Regions from separate parts of the Mus musculus genome. Here region 2 is linked to region 1. The links are chromatin loops, found by intact Hi-C in ENCODE. Cell type or tissue: heart. All regions are shown on one strand. Each heading gives the region's core, and the rest is flanking DNA. Links, peaks and the distances in the headings are about the cores only.

Evidence for each region. Peaks named below come from ENCODE experiments on the same cell type or tissue, not always from the same donor. Only the 100,000 strongest peaks of a DNase experiment are listed, where the experiment ranks them.
Region 2: it touches region 1 in a loop (15-fold over the local background); 4 of 42 quality-filtered maps call a loop at or near these places.

The regions. Positions count from the first base shown.
Region 1 is chr9:115,702,026-115,706,273 of GRCm38, reverse strand. No RefSeq gene overlaps it. Among named protein-coding and RNA genes, the nearest start is that of D330037F02Rik, 38 kb to the right of the region's middle. In heart, for the core only: a CTCF peak has its summit at 1,816 (motif pointing right); no DNase peak of the experiment used is centred there.
Region 2 is chr9:114,795,385-114,799,632 of GRCm38, reverse strand. Cmtm8 (CKLF-like MARVEL transmembrane domain containing 8) reads left to right here. Exons shown (of 4, transcript NM_027294.2): 2 at 3,419-3,592. Among named protein-coding and RNA genes, the nearest start is that of Cmtm7, 16 kb to the right of the region's middle. In heart, for the core only: no CTCF peak of the experiment used is centred there; a DNase peak (open chromatin) is centred at 1,842; H3K27ac peaks cover 772 bases.

The DNA of each region.
Region 1 (4,248 bases), core at 638-3,137:
TCTGTGCTCACTGTTTCCTGTGCAGCTCAGCAGACATCGGTGTCCAGTCACACAGCCACATGCCGAGGAGCTTCCAGTGCCAGAAGGAAAAAGTACTTCCTTTCTTTTCTTTTCTTTTTTTCTTTTCTTCTCTTTTATTTTCCGGGTTTTCACGTCAGGGTTTCTCTGTGTAGCCCTGGCTGTCCTGGAACTCACTTTGTAGACCAGACTAACCTTGAACTCAGAAATCCTCCTGTCTCTGCCTCCCAAGTGCTGGGATTAAAGGCATGTGCCTCCTCTGCCCAGCCAGGAAAGTATTTCAATCGACAATGGAGTCATTGTTTTCTCTCAGCGTGAGACTTTGGGTCTAATACATGAAGCTTTAAATCACTTGCTTTCAGAGTACTCTGGTTTCTGTGTATTCCTGTGAGTGTACACGTGCGTGTTTGTATGTGTATCAGAAGACAAACTTGGGTGTCTCCTCTGGTCCCTTCCAGCTTGTTCTGAAGGTACCATTCACACATTTCCCTTTGAAATAGATTCTCCTGCTGGCTTGGAGCTCATCAACTTGGAGAGTCTAGACTATCAGTGAGCAAGTCCCAGGGAGCTGTGTCTCCGTGCATCTCCCCGGAGCTCCCTGCATCTCCGAGACTATCATGTTTACATGGGTTCTGCGGATCTAACTCTCGCTCTTGTGCTTATACAGCAGACTCTTTACTGACCAAGCCACCACCTCTCCTGCCCCATATCTTCTATTTCAAAATGTTACTCTTGTGTCCATAGTTATTTTCATTCATCACTTAAGTGTACTACCGTAAAATATTTTTTCTTAACATGTGACCTTTCTTTATACATGTGTCAGAGTCATTAGTGCTAGCTCCCTAGCAGTCATGCATGATGCTTGACAGTTATTTTCCTAACTTGTTATAAGGCGGTAGAAATTGGGCGTGCTGGCATTGCCTCTTGTCTCTCCACATCCCAGCAATGACAGAGACCAGCACTATTCCAGTTGGATGAACACCCAAGATGCTCTAGTCTGGGTTAGACTGATGTTCCTAACCAGCTTGCCCATACATTAGTGATCAGGAGAGGGGAGGCCGGTTGGTCTAGGATGGCCTCTAGTATCCAGGTGAGTGTTGCCTGGATCAATGAGCAGGTGGGCCACACATCTTCCACCCTCCAATAATGTCAAAGCAAGAGCAAAGAGAAGTCCCCAAGACCTCTGTGTGTATATGTTGTATGTTTTCATGTGTGTGTGTGTATATGTGTGTGTGAACCAGAAGTCAACCTTAGCTGTTGCTCCTCAGGTACCATCGCAGTCTCTTTTCTTGGAGACAGGGTCTCTTAACTGCCTGGAATTTGCCAGGGAGGCCAGGGTTGGCAGCCAGCGAGTCCCAGGGAGCTGCCTTGTCTCGACCCCTCCAGCCCTGGGGTTGCAAGCACGTGCTACCACAATTGACATGTTTTACACAGGTCAGGAACATGTTTTACACAGGTCAGGAACATGTTTTACACAGGTCAGGGACATGTTTTACACAGGTCAGGGACATGTTTTACACAGGTCAGGAGATTGTGCTCACACTCTTCTCGTGGGACAAACACTTCACAGGTTGACGTCTTCCAATCTCTCCCAGCGCCTTTCCATGGGATCGACATTAGCTTGGCTTCCCTTCCTCCATATTCTATTCAGGGCAATACTGCAGCTGGTTGTTTCTAAGCAGCAAACCAACTCGTGATAATCGTTTCAAGTAACACTTCACTGTCAAACAACAATCACGTTCTGCTAACTAATCGGGCATTTGGTCAGGTCTGGACGGGAACAGTTCGCCTGTACTCCACTAGATGGCATCTCCACAGCCCAGGCAGGGGCAGATGAGCCTCCTTACAGCCTGGATTCCAACAGCAAGCATCCCAAGAGCTGGGAAACAGCTGGCTGCTGGTACCCATTCACTGTACTATATCCTTGACTGGATACAGCAGTCCACCACATCGATAAGAGGGATGAACCCCAATTCTAGTGTACGCCATTGCCTGTAGTACCCAACCCTGTGTATATTGGGTTTTTTTTCTATACATATTTACCAATGAGAGCATTTAATTAGACACAGATTGACACCAGCAATAAATAGCAATAAAATAAAACATTTATAATAGCATTCTGTGATGATGCTATGTGAATGCGGTCTTTTTCTTACCCTTCTCCTGAAACAGTCAAGACAAGAGTAATATGTTCAGATCACTGTTAGCCACGAATGATTGAAGTGGCAAAGGTATCTAGGGCAGGGGGCGGGGCATCTCTCAACAGAGTGTTGAAGGATTGAACTGCAGTCTTCAGACTCTACCTTTGAGGGGTGGAGCGATGATGTCACCTGTGAACACCAGTGGTTCTTTGCCCGAAAGAGGGCTTCTGTTGTCCTCGAAATCAATCTACTGCAGTGTGAGCAGGAGCCAAGTGAGGGCCAGTCTCATTCAGGATTTCGTCTGCTTCTTTTAACTAGCACAGAGCTTTGCCCTAGTCTTCTGTTGGCTACTGTCCATAGAGAGAGAGATTTGGTTGCTGCCTGGCTACAGGAGGTACCCTCTTCAGGTTCCATATCCCCAATGCTATGAGTCATGGCTAAGGTCACCCCCCATTGATTCTTGGGCTCATCTCTTATCCCAGATCTCTGTCTTGCCCTGGAGATGCTTCCCACCCCCACCCCTGTCAGTGGCAGATTTCCATCCATTCTCATGATCTTCTCATGGTCATCTCTCCTGTCTCACCCCACACCTGATCTCAACCCCCCATCCCCCTTCCCATTCCCTCTCCCACACTGTTCCCTCTTTCCATCTGCCTCTTATGACTATTTTATCCCCCTTCTAAGTGAGTTTCCAGCATCCTTATTTGAGTCTTCCTTTTTGTTTAGCTTCCTTGGGTCTGTGAAGTATAGCATGGGTATCCTGTACTTTATGGCTAATGTCCACTTATAAGTAAAGTACATACTATTGATGTCCTTTAGGGTCTGGTTCACCTCACTCAGGATGATATTCTCAAGTTCCATCCAGTGGAGCTATAGGGACACAACCCATCCACAAAACTTTCAACCCCAAATTTAATCTAGTTACAAGAAATGCAGGAACAAAGGATGGAGCAGAGGTTGAAGTGGTCAACCAATAACAGGCCCAACTTGAGACCTATCTTAAGAGCAAGCACCAATCCCTGACACTATTAATGATACTCTGTTGTGCTTGTAGACAGGAATCTAGCACAGCTGTCCACTGAGAGGCTCCACCCAGCAGCTGACTCAGACAGATGCACACACAGCCAAACAGTGGATGGAGCTTGGAGACTCTTAGGGGAGAATAGGAGGAAGGATTGCAGCCTCTACGGAGATAGGAACTCCACAGGAAGACCAACAGAGTCAATTAACCTGGACCCTTGGGGCTCTTAGAGACTGAACCACCAACCAAAGAACATAGACAGGCTGGACCTAGGCCTCCCCATACATATGCAGCATATATGCAGCTTGGTATTCATGTGGGTCTCAAACAACTGGAGCAGGAGCTATCTAAAAAACTGCTGCCTGTCTGTGGGATATGTTCTTCTAGCTGGGCTGCCTTGTCTGGCCTCAGTGGGAGAGGATGCACCTAGCCTCACAGAGACTTGATGTGCCAGGGTGGGGGAATACACAGGGGGACCCCCACCCACTCAGAGGAGGAGGGGAGGGGGCATGGGAGAAGGATTGTGAGAGAGGGTGACTGGGAGGGGGCCATGAGAGAGATATAAAGTGAATATGTTTAAACAAAGATAAATTTGGAAATACTGCTCTCCATATTTAGGTGTGTGGAGGATTTTTACCTGGAAAGCTTTTGTGCATCCCTCTTTTATTCAGAAATAGATGCCGGCACTCCAGCTCCCCTCAAAAGACGGAAATGATGCTTTATTGACGGAATGACTATTAGAAGACAACAGAACACACACAATCATCCTTTTCCACTGGACGGGATGAGCACAGCCATTTCTCACCCAGAAAATACAGCGAAGTCCTCCGCCGCAGCTCTGCATGTAAACTCTCACTCACGGGAGCTGCACCATTGATTACACGTGAGGGAACAGTAAGCCCCATTCCCTGCCCCTCACCCCCACTGAGTTTTATTCAAGTTGTTCTCTCAAAGCCTCGGGACCAATATTAAATATCCTGGGGGTGGGGTGGTTTAACCAATCACAATTTCCTATCGGTGTTCTCCGGGCCCATTTATAGATGCTCAAACATGTTCCATAGGCTGCAA
Region 2 (4,248 bases), core at 613-3,112, 910 kb after region 1:
ATGTCAGCTTGACACAAGCTAAAGTCATCTGAGAGGAGAAAACCGTGGAGAACTGGCCTCCATAAGACCAGGATGTATGAAGGCCTGGAAGGCAGTTTCTTAATTAGTGATTGGTGGGGGAGGGCTCAGCCTGTTGTGGGTGGCTTCATCCCTGGGATGGTGGTCTCGGGTTCTCTAAGAGAGCAGACTGAACAAGCCATGGGAGCAAGCCAAGTAAACAGCATCCCTCCACAGCCTGTGCCTCAGCTCCTGCTTCCAGGTTCTTGCCCTGTTCTAATTCCTGTCCTGAGTTCCTTTTTCGATGGGTTACAATGTAGAAGGGTGTTCAATAAACCCTTTCCTCTTAAGCTTGCTTTCTGGCCATGGTGTTTCATTGTAGCAGTAGAAACCTTAACTGAGTCAGAGTCTAAGCTCACACACTCAAGCCCCTGAGGTGTGAACTGTTCAATGGGAAAGGAGAAAGGAAAAAAATCGAGGGAGGGAAGAAGAAAGGGGAAGGGTCGGGGAGTGAGTGAGGGGCTAGTCCCTTGAGCTGCCTGAGCACAGGGAATGTGACCCCCTTGCCCTGCCTCTTCCCAGCATTGCTGAATGACAGGTCTAGATGGAATCTGCATGTCTGTGTTCTTAGCTGACGTTGGACCTCCCTGCCTGGGACCACACACTTGGAGAGCCTGGCTAATTGCAGCCTGCCAGCCAAATCTAGCCTACCCTGTTTGTAAATAAAGTTCCCACAAAACGTGGCCACACTACAGTAGCAAAATGAATGGTTGGGACCGAGACCGTATGGGATTCAAAGCCCACGACATTCACCATGCAGCCATGACCAAAAAGTGTGTGCCAACTTCTCTGCATCACTTCATTCTCTGGAGCACCGTGGTGCTAATTCCAGGCACAGGCCCCTGACCCTCTCTTTTACCACCAAGGACTCCATGAGTTCTTCCTGCCAACGTGCAGTTTGGGCAGAGCATTTGGTTATGTTTCATGGACGGAATAAACATGAGACCGCTAACCTCTGCAGAGTTCCATGGAACTTGGTATACTGGTAACGTTATTCTCTGTGGTCTCACCACTCACCAAAGATTGGGTACAGACAAAAGGCCATATGCGGATCTGCTTTAGTGAGGCAGTGAGTCTATCGGGGTTCCTTACAGGAGCTCGGAGAATTCAAAAGCAGCTGTGTCCATGGTGACGGGTCACAGATGCTGCCTAAAGTCAGTCTTTAGACATATTTTAACACCCACCTTGTATGCAGAGTCCTGTCGCACTGCCTGCTGGGAATAACAGAGTCCCATGGTCCAGCCTCCATATAGATCTTTGTTTGATCATGAAATGTCAGAATAACTAAGTCCCAAGTTCTTAGCACCACTGTGGCTAGGGGACAGACGTCCTCATGACACCCCCTCAGAGTAGGAACAAGAGCCATATGGTTTGAAGTCTGCCTTCATCAGGCAAATTTGATTCTCCCCATCTCGGAGCCAGACCCCTAAATCCTACACCTCTATTTCCTCACTTCCAAGACCGGAAACAGAGAGCCCATGTGCCTTGTTAGAGATGCCACCAAGGCCCCAGGCCCCTGGGTGCATTCACTAGTGGCTCTGCTGTAGCTCTTGAAGCACACCTCAGTAAAATCTCTGCGAGAACATCACACAGAGTCCAAGGACATGGGGATTAAGTCTTTGCATCAGTCCATCCTTTTCTCAGGCAATATGTGGCAACCGATGCTAACAGTGGAAGTCAAGTCCTTCCACCACCTCTGTTTCACACTGGGCAGACAGCCCACCCTGGTCTGCCCTGGTTCCGCTGGCCTGGTCATCCATCAGCAGTATGCGGGTGCCCCCTAGTGGATAAATGGAGGTGGTGGCCGAGCATGCTGACAGACTCTGAGAGACAGAAGAGATAAAGGGCTGGCTGGAAGAGAGTCCCTGAGTCTGAAGGGGACAACTGAGCAGATGTGGGGAGGCAGCAGGTTGGAGTCAATGTGGATCCCAGGAGGAAATGCACTTTTCTTTCTCTTACGGTCTCCAGCATCATGTGGTAATAACCTGCTTTGTTTGAAAAGACAAAACCCCAAGTGTGCACGTGCATATGTGCGTGCCTGCGTACGTATTTTCTGAAGCAGAGAGTGTGGGGTGTGAAGTGGGAGCTGGCAGACATTTTCTGTGAATGTGACTATTTTAGGCTTCATGCCTGAGGCTGTCTTTTAAGCATGACATCACAGGTAAGGGGCAAGGCAAAGAGCAGGGCTGTGTCTGTCTGCTGCATGAAACAGGTCGTGTGAGCTGGGGTTGTGGCTCCATTAGTAAAGTACCTGTCTCACAAACATGGGGACCTGAGTTCCATCCCCAGTGTTCACACAAAAAGAAACAGGCATGTGCAGGAGGCAGAGACAGGAGGTCAGAAGTGACAAACCCGGGGTCCCCGTGAGAGACCCTGAATGGCTCCTGAGGAACAACACCTAGAATTGACTTCTGGTCTTCACACATCCCACCACCACCATTAATATCATCATCATCATCATCTGATTCAGGCCATGAGCTGTATCTAGTCACAGTCATCGTTGGTCAGACCTGAATAGTGTGTCTAACACATGACAGGTTTAATGACGCTGTGCCTCTCTCCTATCTGTGACCTAAGTGCCCAGCATCACACACAATTGAGAGTAGGTGCTCAGGGAGCACGTTGCTAACCCAGATGGCTCTGATTGACCTCTGTAACATAACAGCTTCACCGCAGAATTTCCCAGAATGCACTGAGTGACAAAAGGCGTGCTCTCCAAATTGGCCATTTAAAGCATCACAGCAGATCGGAGCTAGCTGCCGTCCCTGCTTTCTTTTCTAATCTATCTCTGTCTAAAATAACCCAGGCTGTGATGTGAAAGGCCAGGAGGCCAAACTACTTTGTTTAGCACAAAGAAAGCTACCACAGAAGGGGGGAGGCTGGCCTGGGTGACACTACACCACAGCCAAAGCCCCACGTTTTCCAGGGGCTGCCTCTTGGGATATGATGCACAGGCTGACTGCTGCACAGCTTAGAGATGTGGTGAAAGGATTTGTACGGGGGGGGGGGGTGGGGTGGCGGAGGGGGAGAGCGGGTCGTGGCTGGAAAGATGGCTCAAGGGTTAAGAGCACTGACTGCTCTTCCAGAGGTCCTGAGTTCATTTCCCAGCAACCACATGGTGGCTCACAACCATCTGTAATGGGATCTGGTGCTCTCTTCTGGTGTGCTACAGTGTAATCATAAAAATAAATAAATCTTTTTTAAAATGTTTTTATTATGTATATTGGGGATATGTCTACATGGGTGGGCATGTGTGTATAATATGTACAGGTTGTGTGGGGCATTGTGACTAATGACTTCCTCTGTATCTCACTCTCTCTCTTTCCGCCCCCCTCTCTGCACCACCTCTGCTACTCTGCAGGTCTTGGGACTGCTGGTGTGGACTCTCATCGCTGGCACTGAGTATTTTAGAGTCCCTGCTTTTGGCTGGGTAATGTTTGTGGCTGTCTTCTACTGGGTCCTCACCGTCTTCTTCCTCATTGTCTACATCACCCTGACTTACACCAGGATTCCCCAGGTGCCCTGGACCACAGTGGTAAGGACACCTCGGGGTGGCACCTGCCCGGGGCTGTGAGGTGGGACAGCAGGTGTCTCAGGGGCGGCACCTGCCTGGGGCCGTGAGGTGGGACAGCAGGTGTCTCTTCTTGTGGATTTGGGGTCACCTCTGCTCACGTGGGGCAGGCCAGTGCTGGAGAAGCCAGCAGCAGTAGGTGGTCCCTGCTTACCCGATGGCCTGAGAGTGAAGCCAGCACACCTAGGAATGAACAAGGTTCCCAGACAAACTGAGTCAAGGAAAGCTGGATTCTGTCACGATACTCAGTGTCACCTGCAAACAGGTGGGTCAGGGCAACAGTGTCTCCTGATTTCCTTCCTTCTTTCTATGTGCACGACTAAAGAAAAAGGATCCAGGCTGTTAAAACAAACACGTGGCAGGCGTCTGGGTGAAACCGGAGTGTGGGAAGCTTTGGTCTCTATGTCCTGTTGCAAAGAAAACACACAGTGTGGTAGATGGGTCCGGAGTAGAGCAGGGCAAGGCACCTGCCTGCCATGTTCCTGGTCTTGTATTTAAACCCCAGCACCACAGAAACACAGATGAGTAAAGTGAGTGTCTTCCCACTTGGAAACAAGAATAGTTAAGGGGTTTGGATTCTTGTCCTGGCTCCAGAGAGCACGCCATCCACAGGTTAGACA